Linked DNA regions of Mus musculus: region 2 is linked to region 1. A link is a loop called in an ENCODE intact Hi-C map of the cell type or tissue named here. Cell type or tissue: heart. All regions are shown on one strand.

Region 1 (8,000 bases):
ATGCTTTTTGGAGACAGGGTCTCATGTAGCCCAGGTTGCCCTGGAACATTCCCTGTGGTAGCCAAAGATTGTCTGTTCCTCTTGCCTTCAACAGCCCTAATGTTGGCATTATAGGCATGAGTGACCATGCACACTTTTTTGGGGTGTGGAACCCAGGGCTTGATGCATGTTAAACAAGCGCTCTACCATCTGAGCTACATCCCCAGTCCATAACTATGGGAACCTTAAATATGACCTCATCCTTGAAATCTGAAAGGCTCATACAGAGCAGACCTGGTCCCTGGCTGTGCTTACAAAGATGCCATGGGACCCCCACCCCCCATGCAAACATCCTTGGGGAGGCATTTAGACAAGCATTTAATATCATTTTCATTGTGTTCACCTTATATGAGAGATCTTGATCCCAGAACTAGGTGGGGCTGAAAGGCATAGGCACTGTCTTTTGAGCAAGCCATAAAAAATTAGCATTTTTACTGATGCTATATGCAGAACATAACACCTTAACCTTGCCAAGACTGTCCAAAGAATTTGGCTAACCACAGTCTTCCTAACACAAGACAATGATCAGTACAGATCCCGGAAATTATTCTTTCTGTTCAGCTTTAATTTTCCTTTCCATTTAATTGCCCTCCAGCATCTATCTATTCTACTGTGTCCAGTATGTTTTTTAGACATATCTATTTTAAGTGTTTTATTTTTATGAGTGTTTTGCCCTGCCTCTAAGTGCACTACATATATGCAGTGCCTACAGAGGCCAGAAGAGGGCACTGCATCTCCTGAGGCTGGAGTTAACAGTTGTGAGCTGCTATATGGGTGCTAGAAACAGGAGTAGGGTCCCCTGTAAGAGCAGCCTGTGCTCTTAGCTGTTGAGCCATCTTGCCAGCCCCCTTTACCCATTTTAAGTGTACAGTTCCGGGCATTGCCTACGCTTATGCTGCTGAAGAACCCTCGCCATAGTCCACCTTCAGAAATCTTCCTGTTCCAAAGCTCCATGCCCAGTAAGTAACTCACAGCACTTCCTGTTCCTTTCCCTCCGCTCCCGGCAAGCACCACCTGCTTTCTGTCTCTACAAACGTGAATCACACGGTGTTAGTCATTTTGTGATTAGCTTATTGCACTTGGCATAGAGTTTGCCAGGCTTATCTGCGTCACAGCAAAAAATCATTCTTTTAAAAGCTGAATAATATTCCACTGTGCAGACAGTCCTCACTCTGTCTCTCAGGGTCATTGGTGGGGTTTCCAGCTTTGGGTATTGTGAAATAATGTTGCTATGAATATTGGTGTGCAAATACTATCTTTGGACTCCTGCTTTCATTGAGTGTATGTGTGTATGGCCAGGAGCAGAATTGTTGGGCCCCATGATAATTCTATGTTTTATTGTTTTGGGTAATTATTATATTATTATGCTGTTCTCCCCAAGCCAACACTGTTTTACACTCTTGGTGGCAGTGTACACGTGGCCCAATCCCTTCCTAGTCTAACTGGCATACAAGACCAAACAGCCCAACAGGTGTGCAGTATTTTGCTGTGTGTTATCTTTATCTTTTACATACATAGCATCGTATTAGTAATTTATTGATTTTTACTTGGAACAGTGGCTTTATATAAAATGAAAACTACATTTACTTATTTGTGCATGGACTTTCATTTACGGGAGGCAGATGTGTGCCACAGCCTGCCCGTGGAGGTCAGAGGGCAACTTCTAGAAGTTGGTTCTCGGCTGGACATGGCACTCCATGTTGAACCCAGGTTTCTTTGGGTATGGCCTACAAAAACCTGCTAGACAAAACCTGCAGACAGACTGTCTCCTGCAGGAGGGCCTCTGCCGATGATCCCAGCCCTGCTTGCCCACCTGCTTTCACCAGGCGTCACCCTTCTGCGTGAGATGTAGGGAAAACCCTCTCCACGCTTTCTCGATTCACCACCTGTTGATTACCTATCTTCACTGTGGCCAGGTGTTCCTGTCCCTTTCTTTGCACGATCCCCCCTCCCCCCCAAGAACCCCATCATACACACTTTAGCATGTGGGTGTCTTAGGCTCTGACCTGACTGTGTTCTCTATTCCTAGGGAGACATGGCTGTCTCCACCCACGATCATGCCTCTCCTGAACTTTGCACCCACCAGGATGAAAAATTAACTGGACTAATGTTTCCCTCCCAAGGACAAGGGCAAAGGCTGCAGGGCAGGTCTGGCTGGGTCCTAGGCAATCAGGTGCCAGCTGAAGTTCTAACCAATCCTGAACCACACACCTACTCACTGACCAAGGTAGAGGGGTCTATTCCTCCCCCATGGGAAACTGGTTTTGTGCCCCCAAAACATTCTCAGACTCAGGAAAAAGATGGAGGTTAGAAATGACACCTGTTTGTTTTTGTATGCCAGCGGTTTTATTTATTTATTTAATTTTTTTTTTTTTAAGACACAAGGCTGGCCTTGAACTCAGGAATCCACCTGCCTCTGCCCCCCAAGTGCTGGGATTAAAGGCATGTGCCACCACTGCTCGGCTAAGATTAACTTCTTACTGGAAGATGATTACATAGGCCGCTTTCTGTCCTCTGCCCTCCTAAGCAAACCTTCATCCCTATCCCTTGGTGCTTCTCTGGCTGGGAGCTCCTAGTGGTTAAGGACCTTCCTCGTTCATTGTGAATTTCTCAACAAGTAGCATATTTGTGACAGGAAGCGCTGGAGAGAGAGAAGCAGGATTTGAACCAGCTCTCCTGGCTACCCTTCTTCATGAATCAACACTGGCCTCCACTTTTTGTCTTGCTTAGGACTTCTGCAAAGTCCCAGCAGCCTAGGAGGTGGCGAGGAAAGGGCCTGAGACCATTCCTGGAGATAATGGTGCACCTGTGAGAAAAGCTCTTGTTTTGCACATTGTGTCCTAGCTTTACAGTTCTAGGGCCAGTAGCAAGAACCAAAACCAAACAAAAACCTGGGTTTAAATCCTGGCTCTGACCCTTGGTGCTGTGCCTCTCAGGCTTTTAACGGCAGTGATTGGTATCTGTTTGAACACAGCAGTGAAGACTGCCCACCTTTAATGCCAAGTAAGGCACAGGCAGGCAGATCTCTGTTCGAGGCCAGCTTTGCTCTGGTCTATAGAGCGAGTTTTAGGACAGTCAGAGCTACACAGAGAAACCCTGTCTTGAAACAAAACAAAAAGGACCTCCTTCCTTATAGTCTCTAGCAGCAAGTGGAAGGGAGGCTGCAGCCACCATCTAACTGGTTTGCAGGAACCGGCTTGCTGAGGTCTACTGAGCCTCAGGGGTCTTCCTTTCAGGACTTACCAGGGAGGTGGAAGGAGGGAAACCACAACCCCTGACAAGCTGCCGCTGGCGGTTGGTGGTGGGGCAGCCTCGAGGACAGAGCAGGGGGCCCCTGAAGCTTCAGGGCTGACTCTGTGGGACGAGCCACACTTCATAGGGCTTCGTAAAGCGCACCGGATCTTGGTTTGCAAATAACTTGTTTCTCACCACGGGAGAGAAATAGGTGTGTGTGTGTTCGCGCGTGCGCAAAACCAAGCACACTCTAAGCATCTGGGCTAGCCTGATAGGGAGGCTGAAACAGGATAAAGGAGCAGAGGGTCTAATGTAACGCCCCAAATCCGTGGAGGGACCGTGGGCAACCAGCCCTGAATTCGTCTAGTCTGCAGTAAAGCCCCTAGGGCTACTCAAAGTCAGGTTCTCTTGGCTTCCCACCTAGGCTAACTTTGAATAAACTTCTCGAGTCCTCTCCGGCTTGCTCTTTGTGTGTGCGAGTTCATTGCTTTGTAAACAAAAGCTCTCTTACTTGTTTGGTGTCGAATTTCGGAACTTCAGTAACACCCTGAAATGTTAATTCTCTCCCCTCCTCCAAAGAAAAATCCTAAAGCACCCCCATTCATTCCTTCAGGAACGCAACAGATGTCTTTGAGGCCCGTTTTCTGCAAAAAGCTTGGTTCACTGGGCCCAAGGGACCCCTGGCTCCAGCTATTGTTCAAGTTGTCACTGAGGTCTCTTAACTCCTTTTAAGTCTCCCTCTCCCCTTTTCCAACTCCCTCCTCCGCAGTCTCAGGCAGTCGGCCGTTCTGATCTCACCCAGCAGGAAAACAAAAACAAAACAAAAAACCACCTAAAGCAGCTCTGGCCACTGAGCGAGATCAGCGTGCCCCAACTTCCTGGGCCCGGAGCTTTTCTGAACCCCTCACCGCGCCCGAGTCCTCTCCGGAGTGCAGCCAGCCCTTGACGGACAGTGCCTGTTCCCTGTGAGTCTAATCCTCTCTAGTTCCTGCAACGGTATCTGAGAGTCTGTGGGGCGGCGAGTCCCCAGGAGTCCGGTCCCTCGGCACTTGGCAGAGCTGGCGGCCGCCCTACCCGGTGGCCCACGTGGGCGCGCTTGGCGGCGCTGGGCGGGGAAGGCCGCGGGTCCTCCCCGGAGCAGGGCGCGGGGGAGGAGCGGGGAGCCCCGGCAGCGAGGGGGCGGCGACTGCGCTGGGAAGGAGGCTGCACGCGGAGCTGCGTGAAACGTAGACTTGGGAGCGGGCGGGAGAGGAGCGGGTAGCGCGGCTGCTCGGCCCTGGCTGGCCCTGCAAGGCGGCGATCGCAGAGGAGGAGGAGGAGGAGGAGCAGCGCTGCAGAGGCGGAGGGATCTGCGCACCAAAGCCATCCAGGCCAGCAAAGTTTGGCTGGGGGTTGGACTTTCCTTCCCGGAGGCGGCACCCAAACAGCTACCCCGTGCGGAAACCCAAACTTTCTACTGCCACTTGGAGTCTCGCGGCCGCCGCCTCCGCCCCGCGCGTCCGGGGCCTGCCCGTCAGTCCGTCGGTCCGCGTGGAGCAGCTCGGGCGCCGCCGTGCTCCCGATCCCCGCAGCTGCAGCGCCGCAGTCCTGGCCCGGACGCCCGGGCAAGTTCTCCAGAGTTAAAAGCGAAGTTCGGGCGAGGCGCGGGCCGAGCTGCCTCTGAGCGCCCCCGGCGTCCCCAGTGCGCCCAGCCCCGCCGGGGGCGCCGGTGACCCTTCGGTGCCAGCCATGTCGTCCATCCTGCCCTTCACCCCCCCGATCGTGAAGCGCCTGCTGGGTTGGAAGAAGGGCGAGCAGAACGGGCAGGAGGAGAAGTGGTGCGAGAAGGCGGTCAAGAGCTTGGTGAAGAAGCTCAAGAAGACGGGGCAGTTGGACGAGCTGGAGAAGGCCATCACCACGCAGAACGTGAACACCAAGTGCATTACCATCCCCAGGTGGGGTCCCAGAGCGGCTGGGGGCGCACTGGCCCAGCCCCCTAGCGCGGCCCGGGTGGAGAGGGAGGGCGTGTGCGCGTGTGTGCGCGCGCCTGTAGGGGACGGGGAGTGGGTGGAGGGACCCCAAACAAAACCTTCGGATTTGCCTAGCCTCAGAGACCTGGCTTCCGTGCAGCATTTTGGCTTCTAGACCTCAAGGGTCGCCAGCTGCTTCCGGGCAGCAGGGGTGTTTCTGAGCTTGGCCCCCCAACTCTCGGGGCTTCGGGCTCCAAGTGGAGGCCCCGCTTTGTTCGGCTCTGCCGGCCGAGCCCCTCCTCCTCCGCCGCCTCCCGCCCCGCGCTCGTGGAGGTGGTGGCGTGTGTCCCTTTCTTTTCTTCAGCTCTGTTCCCCCACTTCTTTTCCTCGTCTACAGGAATGCAGTCGGTACAGCTGTGGGTGAGGAGCGGGAGCCCGTTGATTGACAGATTCCTTCTTCGCTCTTTCTTTGCTTTGGGATTAGCATTTTTACTGAGTATTTTTAGATTTGGTTGTGCCAGCCTCCCGCCCCCTGTGCACGCATGCACGCACGCACTTAGTTGGAGAGCAGAGCACCGACTTTGAAGCGGGAGAAACAAGTGGCAGAAAGTAGGGGCTTTCCCTCTTTCCACCCCACCCCTGCTGATTTGCGATCTTTTTAATCCAGAGTATGCGGGTGCCTAGAATGGAGCAGGCAGCTCCAGGCAGATAACAAAACACCCCAGGGCTGGCCTCCCATCGGCCCTGCATTCCTGTAGAGCCTATTTTCCCAAAGCGCTTTGCCATCTGTCCTGACCTCCTTTATCCTTCCCATCGGGCTAGAGGAGTCCGGCGGGAGCTCACAGATGGCTGATGGAAGGGGTCAGTGACTTCACTCCCAAGGCCTTCTAGAGCATACCCGCGTCTGGGCAATGCGGTGAGAGCACTTTAGTCTTCTGGTTTTGTTTCTTCTCAAACACCTTTAAAGACTGATTCCAGATGAGGGGCAGGTGGGGATGTTTGGGGGGGGGCGGGGGCGTTCTGCCTGCAGAGGGATGGAAAGAAGGCCTACGATAGTAGAGGTCATCACCTGTCTAGGCAGGGGTAGCTTCCATCCTTGGCCACCTGCTCAAGGCAGCTGTGTATGGGCTGCCAGCCCTGATAGTAAGACACAAAACAACATCTGTCCACAGGAACCCAGGGTCGGCCTTCCCTAGAAGCACACACCACATATGGTGGGAATGACACTTAAAGAAAACAGAAACAAAACACAACAAAAGCAAAAATCTAACAACCCCCAAACCTGAGTGGGTGGATTCCACCTGTAAAGGAGAGGGCAGGCAGGCAGTATGTGGTCTGGAAGAACGCTTGGCTGCTGAGCCTTTGCCAGCTGGCGTTAGGGGTGATGTGATAGTCAGAGGCACCTGGGTTTTTGGCTTCTTCTCCAGCTTTCCAATCTCCTCTATCCTTTTGCTGAAGCGGGCGGTTGAGTTTCACAGAGCTCTGTCAGGTCTGGAGAAGCAGCCTCCCCCCACCCCCCACCCCCATCTGCCCGAGTGCACCCAGCTCAAGTGCTTTCTGTTTTGAACCCTCCTCCAGTGCTATCAAGTATGAAATAGCTGTGCAAAGTATTTCACAATTTACAAGGCACTTTCATATGGTCGACGACAGAACTGGAACATAGAAAAGGCACGGAGGTCTAAAATGATCTTGCTTGCAAAGCAACAGAACTTAGAGAGGGAAAGCATTCATTCGACTAGATCTGGCATGCCCTTTCTCCCAGTCTGTTTTGAACTCCGAGTCCCCAAAGCATCCGTGTCCAGGGTGGGTGGTGGATCTCTTCTGTCTGCAACGCTCTTGGTTAATCTTTGGGCTGGGGTCAGCTTGGAGGAGAGGCTGTGCCTTCCTCACAGGCAGGTCAAAGCTAGTGTGCTTCTGAGATTTCAGGCTAACACTTTTGCTCCCAGCCGAGTAGGACTAGGTACCTTCAGCCTGTGCGTAGACCTCGGGCTTTGGAAGCAGGGTGTGTGTTTGCCGGTTCTTTGGCAGCACTGCGGACTGAACCCAGGGCTTCCTGCATGTTGGGCCAACGCTCTGCTACTGAGCTACCCTCCCAGTCCTGGGATTGTTTTCTTTCATCTTTTCTCAACTAGAGAGACCCGGTTGCTTGGGTGGATCCAGACAAAGGTGGATTTCCATCCCTGGATTTTGTGCCCACGCCTCTGGGTCACCCTGTCTCCCTTGGCAACAGCTGCTGCTGTTTTGGCCATGGGCAGAAAGCTAAAGGCCACGTCTTGGGGAGGCGACTAGTTGGCTATGTGCTCGTGCTAGCCCTGTGTCTGCTAAGCCCCTATGTGCTCGTGCTAGCCCTGTGTCTGCTAAGCCCCGGGCTTGTGTGTTGCTTGTCACATTGCTGCCTTTGAGAACTAGGGCTTTGGAAAGCAGACAAAGGAAAGTGTGTGACTTAGTCACCCGCTTCGAGTGGGGCGGGACACTGGGTGCCTCAGTACATTCTGTCAGATCTGGAGCCGGGCTGTGAGGACTCTCCGTCTGAGATGTGGAACCTTTTGGCTGTGGTAGCTATTGGCCACATGCTGGCTTCTTCTTTCCCCCGGGCTCTAGGCACATTCAGTGACCGGGAGAGCTGGAGTGCCCCAGGCTTGCTTGCCTTCACAGAGATGAGGTGTAGGAGTTTCATTTTAAGCCACAGAGTGGAGAGCAGGGCATCTCTGATCTGGCAGGGGTGGGGCAGAGCTCAGGCAAGTTCCATGCCAGCAGCCCACTCCCACCTGCTTGAGC
Region 2 (8,000 bases), 620 kb after region 1:
TCTCACTTAATCAATTTGCACAGATAATTTTCAGGATCAAATGAAGAGGGAATTGGCTTATCGGGAAGAAATGGTGCAACAGCTGCAAATTGTCAGAGGTAAGACGCGAGTCAGGTGAGCGCGCGCACGGCCGTAACTGCCTCTGTCTGGCAGGAGCCGCAATGTTGGCTCAGTCATTTGGATTTAAATTGAAGGTAATTTAACAATTATTTTTTTTATTTAATATCCTTTGTATAGTCTGATTAGCCTCAGAATGGCAAGCGAGCCCAGCAAACGGCTTGCAGGCATCATTACGTGGAGTGATTGAACTTCTTAGCGCTGCAATTTCCACGGTTTCTAAATTAAAAATCGAGGCGTAAAATTACCTGGGAAGTAATGCCTAAGTTTGCTTTAATTTTGGTTAGATCCGTCTGCCTTTAAGCGCCATCCCAGGCCATTTCCTCCCCCAGCTTCCCAGCCTGCAGTTTGAAGTGTAGGTGTCCCCTCCTTAGTTTCTGGGGTGGTTTCTGTAGGGGAGAGGTTGTGCCCAGGCTGTGACCTCAGCCATCTGCCTAGAGGGTGGTCTCACAGAACTTCCATGTCTTCCAGATACCTTGTGTAACGAACTGGACCAGGAGAGGAAGGCCCGCTATGCCATCCAGCAGAAATTAAAAGGTGTGAACCCAGAAACAAAGATAAGAGACAGACAGACAGACAGACAGACAGACAGACTGAGAGAGAGTCAAGGCTGGTTGTACTATTGGGTGGGTGGGTGAATGGATGGTGAATGGTGGGTGGGTGTGTAGGTGGGTGTAGTTATGGAGATGTTTGAAAGAAAGGCGGCCTGGGTCCACGTGGATCAGAAGGGAACTGGGGTGAAATTTTATAACTTTGATGTAGGACGAAAAAGCCCATTGAGCTCTGAGCATCCGAAAATTTGCTTTCTGGCCTAACCCTAGACTGGGACAATTAGACCTCTTTGTGCCTCGGTTTCCCCGTCTGTAAAATGGGGCTAATGGACCTAAGAAATAGTTCTGACTGGCCAGAGCCTCACTCTTGCCCCTCTACCTCCCTTCTGCTCCATTGAGAATTCCTGTGCCCAAGGGCTGGATGGGTCCAGCGAGGGGGAGGGGAGACTGGTGGAGCTGGGTGGGGGGCAGGGAGGCAGGCGAGGCGGCCAACGAGGTTGGTGTGACTCTCTCTCCAGAAGCTCACGACGCCCTGCACCACTTCTCCTGCAAGATGCTGACACCCCGGCACTGCACCGGCAACTGCTCCTTCAAGCCTCCGCTGCTGCCCTAGCGCCGGCTTGGCCGCGCCCACGCGCCCTCAAGCCATGCTGCTCCTTTCTGTAAATACCCGCTGCAGTGGCGGCCCAGAGCGAGGAACAAGCCATTAGGACCTGACCGTTGTAAATACAGCCGCCCGCCCGCCGGTCCCCAGCCGGGCTCCGTTGGGTTTCCCATTGTAAATACTGCCTCGCCCCTCCTTTGAACTCCAGGGCATCAGACCTCAAGGGGTAAACTGGACCCACCGGGGAAAGAAAGGGAAGAGGGGAGACCTCTTCTACGACCCCTCCCACTCGGGCCCGAGTAGGGCCTGGGACCCCGAATGTGAATATAACGTAGCATCTTCGCTGGCTATGGCCGTGCACTCCCCGTCCTGTCCACTTCTGAAACTCTTGTTCCTAACGACAACGTGGCTATGTGCAATGGAGACAAACTGGACTGTGAGTCTCTTGGTTCAGTATTAGGTTCACTTTATTTATACTGTAAGTTATTTTACTTCCCCTGGGACCCTTTCCAGTCCTCGTTTTACATTCATTCCTCTTTGGATTTGCTTTGTGATTTTGTTGTTGTTGATGTTGTTGTTGTTGTGTAATGTAACAGCACTTTAAAAGGGCGACAACTGACTCACGAGATGGCGACCATCTTGAGCCTATTTGGGGAGACCTGTATCCGTGACTTTTGTTTTTAATAAAAAGAAAAAAAAATCTGTTACTCCTTGGGGCTGCGGAGTTGAGAGTGCATCCAGTAGGTGGAGGAGGAAGAGGGTGGGAAGGTGGAAGACGCTGCCACTCAAAGATGGGGCTTCCGGATGCAAGTGAGGACCAGTGGTCAAGGTTAGAGCGGTGGTGCTCTCTCAGGAGACCTCATAGCGCTCCAGGACCACTCTACAGATCCACCTAAAACTCACTCAATCTCCTCCCCCGCATCAGGGCTGCATCTCCCCCCCCCCCCCGGCTTTACCCGGGGAGGGGGATTACTGCCTTGTCCCCTGGACAGTGGTCCCTTCCTTCCTGCGATTTGCTTGTACAGCCGGAAAGTTAATTTTTACCCCTTACATTTCCTATGTGTGAAGTCACCTGCAGGGATTTGGGGTGCACTCAGCAAGAGAAGCCTCTCCAAGCTGTTAGGAATCCAGAATTCGATCATAATTGCTCTGCTTGCTGAAGCGGGCATCATAGACCAGGAACACTGGCCTGGTAGAAGTGAGGAGTGAAGGGCTAGAAAGGAGCTTGGCGAAACTGATCTAGAAAAGATGCTGAGAGTTTGCCGTCCCGCCCAGACAGATGCCCTGTGGTGCATCCTCAAGAAGCCTGTCTCTACCCCGAAGGAGGAAGCTCTGTCCTCATTATAATAATCTCCCCCTCCTAGTCCCAGGGCATTTTTGGAGCTGGAGAAACCAAACCCCATGAGGAATGTGAGGTCTGCTGGCTGCAGATGCAAGGGCCAGGACTCTCCCCGGGCTGTGGCCCGGAAATGCAAATCCTCACCTAGAGGCCACCAGCCTCAGTTTCTGCAAGGAAACTGCAGGAAACCCATTCTTTCCTGAGTAGTGTGGAGGACGGAACTGAAAAAGCTCTTTCTCTTACGAATTTTTCAGCCCAGACTGGCTTTCATGTCCTCCTCTGGCTAGCAAAGGTCCTGCGATGTGCCCTTTATTTTTTCCAGGTCCTCACTTCCCAATCTCCATTAAATGTCGTTCGACTGTCTCTGCCCTGAGGCTCAGGGAAACACTCCAAGAAGAAAGCCCATCTGCAGGCCGCTGCCTGGACCATCGCCTCCAAGAACAGGCTCTCAGCCTAGCACCGCAGGCTCTCCCCAAGCACTCTCTAGGGGACCTTGGAAGCGAAGTCGAAGTCGGGTCCTGCAGTTCTCTGGAGTTTCAGGCGGGGAGTTTCACTGGAGGCCTTTTGTGATGCAGGCAAGCTGGGACACAGTCTGGGTGATGGCGAAGAGAAGCAGATGCTGAGCCCCTTGCACGGGTGAAACCCAAGACTACTCAGTCCCTGGGCTGTGGCTGAGACCCTTCAAGCCTCGGATACTGAGAGAACAAGACTGGTGTGGAAGTAAGGGTGGTGGGGTCAACCAGGCAAACTGTAGGGCTCCCTCTTGCTATTCTCTTTCTGGGATCCCCAAGGCCTTGGAATCATTTATGTAGGGGTGAGGTAAAAAGGGCATGGTTACTCTGCTCACTTCTGGGCTGCACCCACCGCGAAAGTGAGACCCACTTAGGAAGTGACTTGTGTTCCCAGGGCACCCCTGCAGGAGAGGACACTTGCAGATTGCATTCGAGTATTCTGTGGTCTCAATGCATCTAAATGCACAACCCTTTTCTGTAAAATGGGCAGGACAGTTGCCACCTAAGCCCGAAGGTCCGTGGCTACACACCAACTAAGGAGTCTGGAGAATATTGAATTCTCGCGTTTTCCCTCCAAACTCCCCCAAAGTGGAAAAAAGTATACAGGGACCTTGGGCTAGCCAGAAGGAGAGCCTCAGATGGTAGGGAGCCTCTCAGGGTTGGAGGTGTTGGTGGATTCGACCTAGAAAGTTCCATCGCGCAAAAAAATAAAACAAACTACAAAACACAGAAACCCTCCTGGGCTCTGCATCACTTAGAAATGGCTTGTTCCCCCCCAAAATGTTAATAACCAAACGATTGGTATGGATGTAATTATCAATAATTATACGAATTATTGCTGATTGCGGGGCTCGTAGCTACTTTAATTAGCTTACCAGATTCTAATTAAGTTAAATGAAACATTAATAGAGAAAATATGCTTTAAAAAAAAACCCAGGATTTTTAATGTCTATTTCTCGCCACAATGTTGCCACCTTGCGACGAACTTTAGGCATTACAGCCATCGCAAGCGGCTCAGACACCTTCGCTCTAGCAGAGAAAAGTGTGCTTGCGGGATTAAGGGGGATTGTGGACACCGGATTTCTCCGGGTGTTTGCTTTGGCAACTCTGTTTCCCTGCGTTCCCTACAAGACTCTGCCTCTGGAATACAGGTCCGGAGCTGGGGAGCTATGTAAACATGCCCGTCCACGTCCTTTCTCTAGAGGAACTCCATCCCTTTTGGGAGCTGCGTGGGACAGATTGTCGCTCTCCACCACTGCGACAAACCTTTCCTAAGAGACTAAGTAGAGAGATGTTTTATGCCCTTGAGACACCAGTAAATTGCTTCTCACCTCTGTCTCCTCTGCCAATGGGTTCCTCACGTCCCTGGCACAGCTAACTTCTGAGTTCTACAGGGCTTCAGGTTCCTGAGTCTAGGAGGACACTTACTTTCTTGTTATCTTTGGCTGTATGAGTCGGCCTCCCAGGGGACCACAAGTACCTCCACAACTAAGGTCATATCTTATTTTTCCTCCAACGGTACACGGTGCCCACGTGGAATATCCACGTGAAAGGATAGTTCATCTAGGTGCTGGAAACGTCTGAGGGAAGGGATCCCCAGGTGCTTCCGGACAACAGCCACTGAGATGCAATTACGCTCATTTACATAAGGTTAATTAAGCTCGAGAGCTCGCTGCTCTCAAAGAAGATCCTTCATCAATAGAATTAGTGTTGGGGCAGGGTGTCGAGTAATTTATCATCAACTTAGGAAAGAAAACCCTTCCTCCTGTCCCAACTGTGTCTCAAGAACACTACCTCCACATTTTGCAAGCCCATGGTTCACACATTCCCAACTACCCTGCCACACCGTACAACCGTAAGCCTTTGCAGATATGCAACTCTCACCTAGAATCCGGATCGCCAGTAGAAGCAAAACTGCCCTTCACGACCCCTCCATGCTTTCCATCATTCTAAACAGCCTCACCTGGTCCTCCCCATCCAGAGGCCCCGGTGGTGTTCGGTGATGTGCTAAGAGTATAAACTCTGTAACCAAGTTCTCTGCCTCTCCTTGTGTGGTAGGGAACCCACAACAAGAGTTGGAACTCTGTTTCTGCTTAAAACATGACTTCATGCAGGGATGAGCTAATGCAGGTAAACCCTGGAAGACAGTCTGGGTGAAGAAGAGCTAGCACATCTGTGTGTGATAGGAAAGGACACACCCCCATAGGGCATTATCCAGTCTGTGGACCTCCCCTCCTCTAGCGCCCACGAAAGGGGACAGAGCAGTGCTCTCTCCAGCCTGGCCTTCTGAGCTTTCTGAAGACACTTGAAAGCAGCCATAAAAACCCACGTTGGAAAGACATCATAAGGTGCCAACGTTGGATGGCTACAGGTGGCCAAAGGGGCAAGAGATTGGCCCAAGTATTTGAGCAAGTTAGAGTAGAGCCAGAAAAGACAATCAGGGCTTTAGATTTTTTTTTTTTTCCTAGCCCTAAGGATTGCATACCCCAACAGAATGCCAGGTCCTGTCCTTAAGATTCAGGGGGTTTCTACTGAGTTCCTATACCACTCCATTCCAACATAAGCGATCCTGCCAGTCCTTCCTGTCGGAGGATGAAGCACCACACTAGTATCCGTAGTGACTTTGATTGACAGCACTCTGGGAGATAATTTAAAACTGTTTATCCAAATGGGACATCTGATTGAAACAGAACTGTTGATACGATTCTAGGCCAGTCTATGCTTTAAAGGAAGGCGGAAAGCCGAGGCGCAAGGAGTCCCACAGATCTTGATTCAGCCACTGTAATCAGGAAGGGGTCATGTCACCTCCACAGACTAAAACAGAAATATATACAGAGTGGTACGCTGCTCTACAGCCAGCGGCGGCATGTGGGGTTCACCTAGTCCACCCTGGTCTTCAGGGCTGATCACAGGTGTCACTGGGGCGAGCCCGGGAACCGCAGGCGTCCCAGGGGCTGCAGAGCCCACGCGCGGGCTCAGGAACCAGGGAAGCACATACCCCATTTTTCTTTGAGGAAGAAATTGGTATGTCAGAAAGCACTGAGTAAATCAGCACAGGAAATTTGAACTTAAGGAGGGTGGTCGTTTCTTCTTCATCTTGATGGTTAAGATTTAAGCATTATTTATGCACTAGTTATTTGGCAATAACTAGTAAATATTGTGCAACCAGGAAATTTTGCTTCCATAGCCAGTGTCTCTTCAAAGGTATCAGACCTAGTTTTAAAGGCTTGCTAGTCTCGCCCAGGTGACTCTACGGCTTTAGCAAAACCATTCCTTAGGGCTAAGGTGAAGAAATAGGTTATTGAGGAGGGGAGAGATGAGCTGGAGCCAGGTGTGGTAGTGCACGCCTGTAATCCCAGCAATGGGGACGTGGAGGCAGGAAGAGCTTAAGTTTGAGGTTATCCTAGACTGTATAGCAAACTCGGGGTCATGGTGGAACCTGTGAGACCTATCTCAAAAATTAAAATAAGTCACAAACTGCAACTGAAGCCCATGGATAAGGCGCATTGCAAAGTGATGGGTCTGCTTATGTCACGCCTCACATTCCTTCCTTGAGTACAATGGTTCGATTTAGTCAAGCAAAAGGTAAAACCGTTGGGGCTGTTTTGGACTTCATGAGGGAAAAAAAAATTAAGTAGGAAAAATATGGAACGCTTCACGAATTTGCGTGTCATCCTTGCGCAGGGGCCATGCTAATCTTCTCTGTATCGTTCCAATTTTAGTATATGTGCTGCCGAAGCGAGCACGAACAGCCCATTTTCTCAGGAAGTATATAAGGACAAAATTTTAAGTTCCTTTTAGATTATGGTGAGAAGTTTCTATATTGTTTTCAAAATCAATGACTCCCCAAAGTAGTACCTTCTAGGTTTTATGTTATATGTTCGAAATTTTTTTATTTAGACTCAGAGTAAGTTCATTTATATTCGAAAACTCTTTTTACATTGTATATGCAAATGAGGGGACGATGGGAAACAGACTTGTTCGGGACTGAGCTGTGCGCAGCCCTGAAGTCACAGTCCGCCACGTGATGCGCGCTGTGCACGCGCCCGACCGCACCGGGATCGCGCCCAGCCGCGCAGGGCCCCGCTGTATCCTAGGGACCAGGCGACGAGCATAGGGCGTAGGTTGCAAGCGGCTCATCTAGCCAGCCCGGCTTCTGAGGCTCTCCACCCACGAATCGGTCGCCGAAGCGGCCTGCTCTAGGTGTATGGGGTGTGAGGGCAATCTTGGCCTTAGTTTCCCCGACTTGTTGGAAACAGCGCCCTACCGTTGCTGGCAGTGGTTGCGGGGGAGTGGGGAGAGGCCACTCTCGCTGCTACTGCGTTTACTAAGGGCCAGGCACTTTAAAGTCCCCGCACCTCGCAGGTTAGGAAACTGAGGCTCTGGCAGGTTAAGCCAAGTGGGCCTGCGCGCCCTGAAAAGAAAGTGAGATTTGGGTGCAAACCTGGTTCAGAGGCCGGTCTCTTCTCCTGCGCAGTAGGACTCCGAAGAAAGAGTCTAACCTTTGCGGGTTAGACTTTACCCCCAAACTCAGACTACTTTGCCTCTTGTCCTTCTTTGCTCTGACAAACCCAGAGCGCCGACTGTCGCCCCCGACTCTTTAAGAGACAGTGAGCAGGGAGCTCCGGTGTCAGCGAGGGACACGCACAAGCACACACTTACACCGCGAAATGACTGTACAGGAGGGGGTCACTGAGCGATCTTTGAATAGTGACTTGATACACAGGCAGCCCTGAGAGGACAGGGACAGAGATTCCCAGGCAAAAGCCACGCAAGTCAGTTCCAGTCACCAGAGTCGGATACCACAAGGGAGGCCACGAGCGAGGCACCAGGGGCCTGGGCGCAGTGCTCGGCCTGCACGCGGTTAGACGGCAGGA

What was found. A loop is a pair of places that touch in the nucleus more often than their neighbours do. Peaks named below come from ENCODE experiments on the same cell type or tissue, not always from the same donor. Only the 100,000 strongest peaks of a DNase experiment are listed, where the experiment ranks them.
Region 2: it touches region 1 in a loop (2.4-fold over the local background); 6 of 42 quality-filtered maps call a loop at or near these places.

Annotation. Positions count from the first base shown.
Region 1 is chr9:63,754,679-63,762,678 of GRCm38, reverse strand. It overlaps Smad3 (SMAD family member 3), which reads left to right and starts at 4,685. Exons shown (of 9, transcript NM_016769.4): 1 at 4,685-5,207. The coding sequence starts at 5,002. In heart, a CTCF peak has its summit at 753 (motif pointing right); DNase peaks (open chromatin) are centred at 4,488, 5,918, 6,598, 7,598 and 2 weaker places; H3K4me3 peaks cover 5,136 bases; H3K27ac peaks cover 5,512 bases.
Region 2 is chr9:63,132,152-63,140,151 of GRCm38, reverse strand. Skor1 (SKI family transcriptional corepressor 1) reads left to right here. Exons shown (of 9, transcript NM_172446.3): 7 at 24-98; 8 at 589-654; 9 at 1,187-1,988. The coding sequence ends at 1,281. It overlaps Gm25064 (a small nuclear RNA gene), which reads right to left and starts at 6,869; the gene lies at 6,763-6,869. In heart, a CTCF peak has its summit at 4,107; DNase peaks (open chromatin) are centred at 6,001, 6,636, 7,191 and 7,861; H3K4me3 peaks cover 4,327 bases; H3K27ac peaks cover 1,095 bases; H3K27me3 peaks cover 6,159 bases.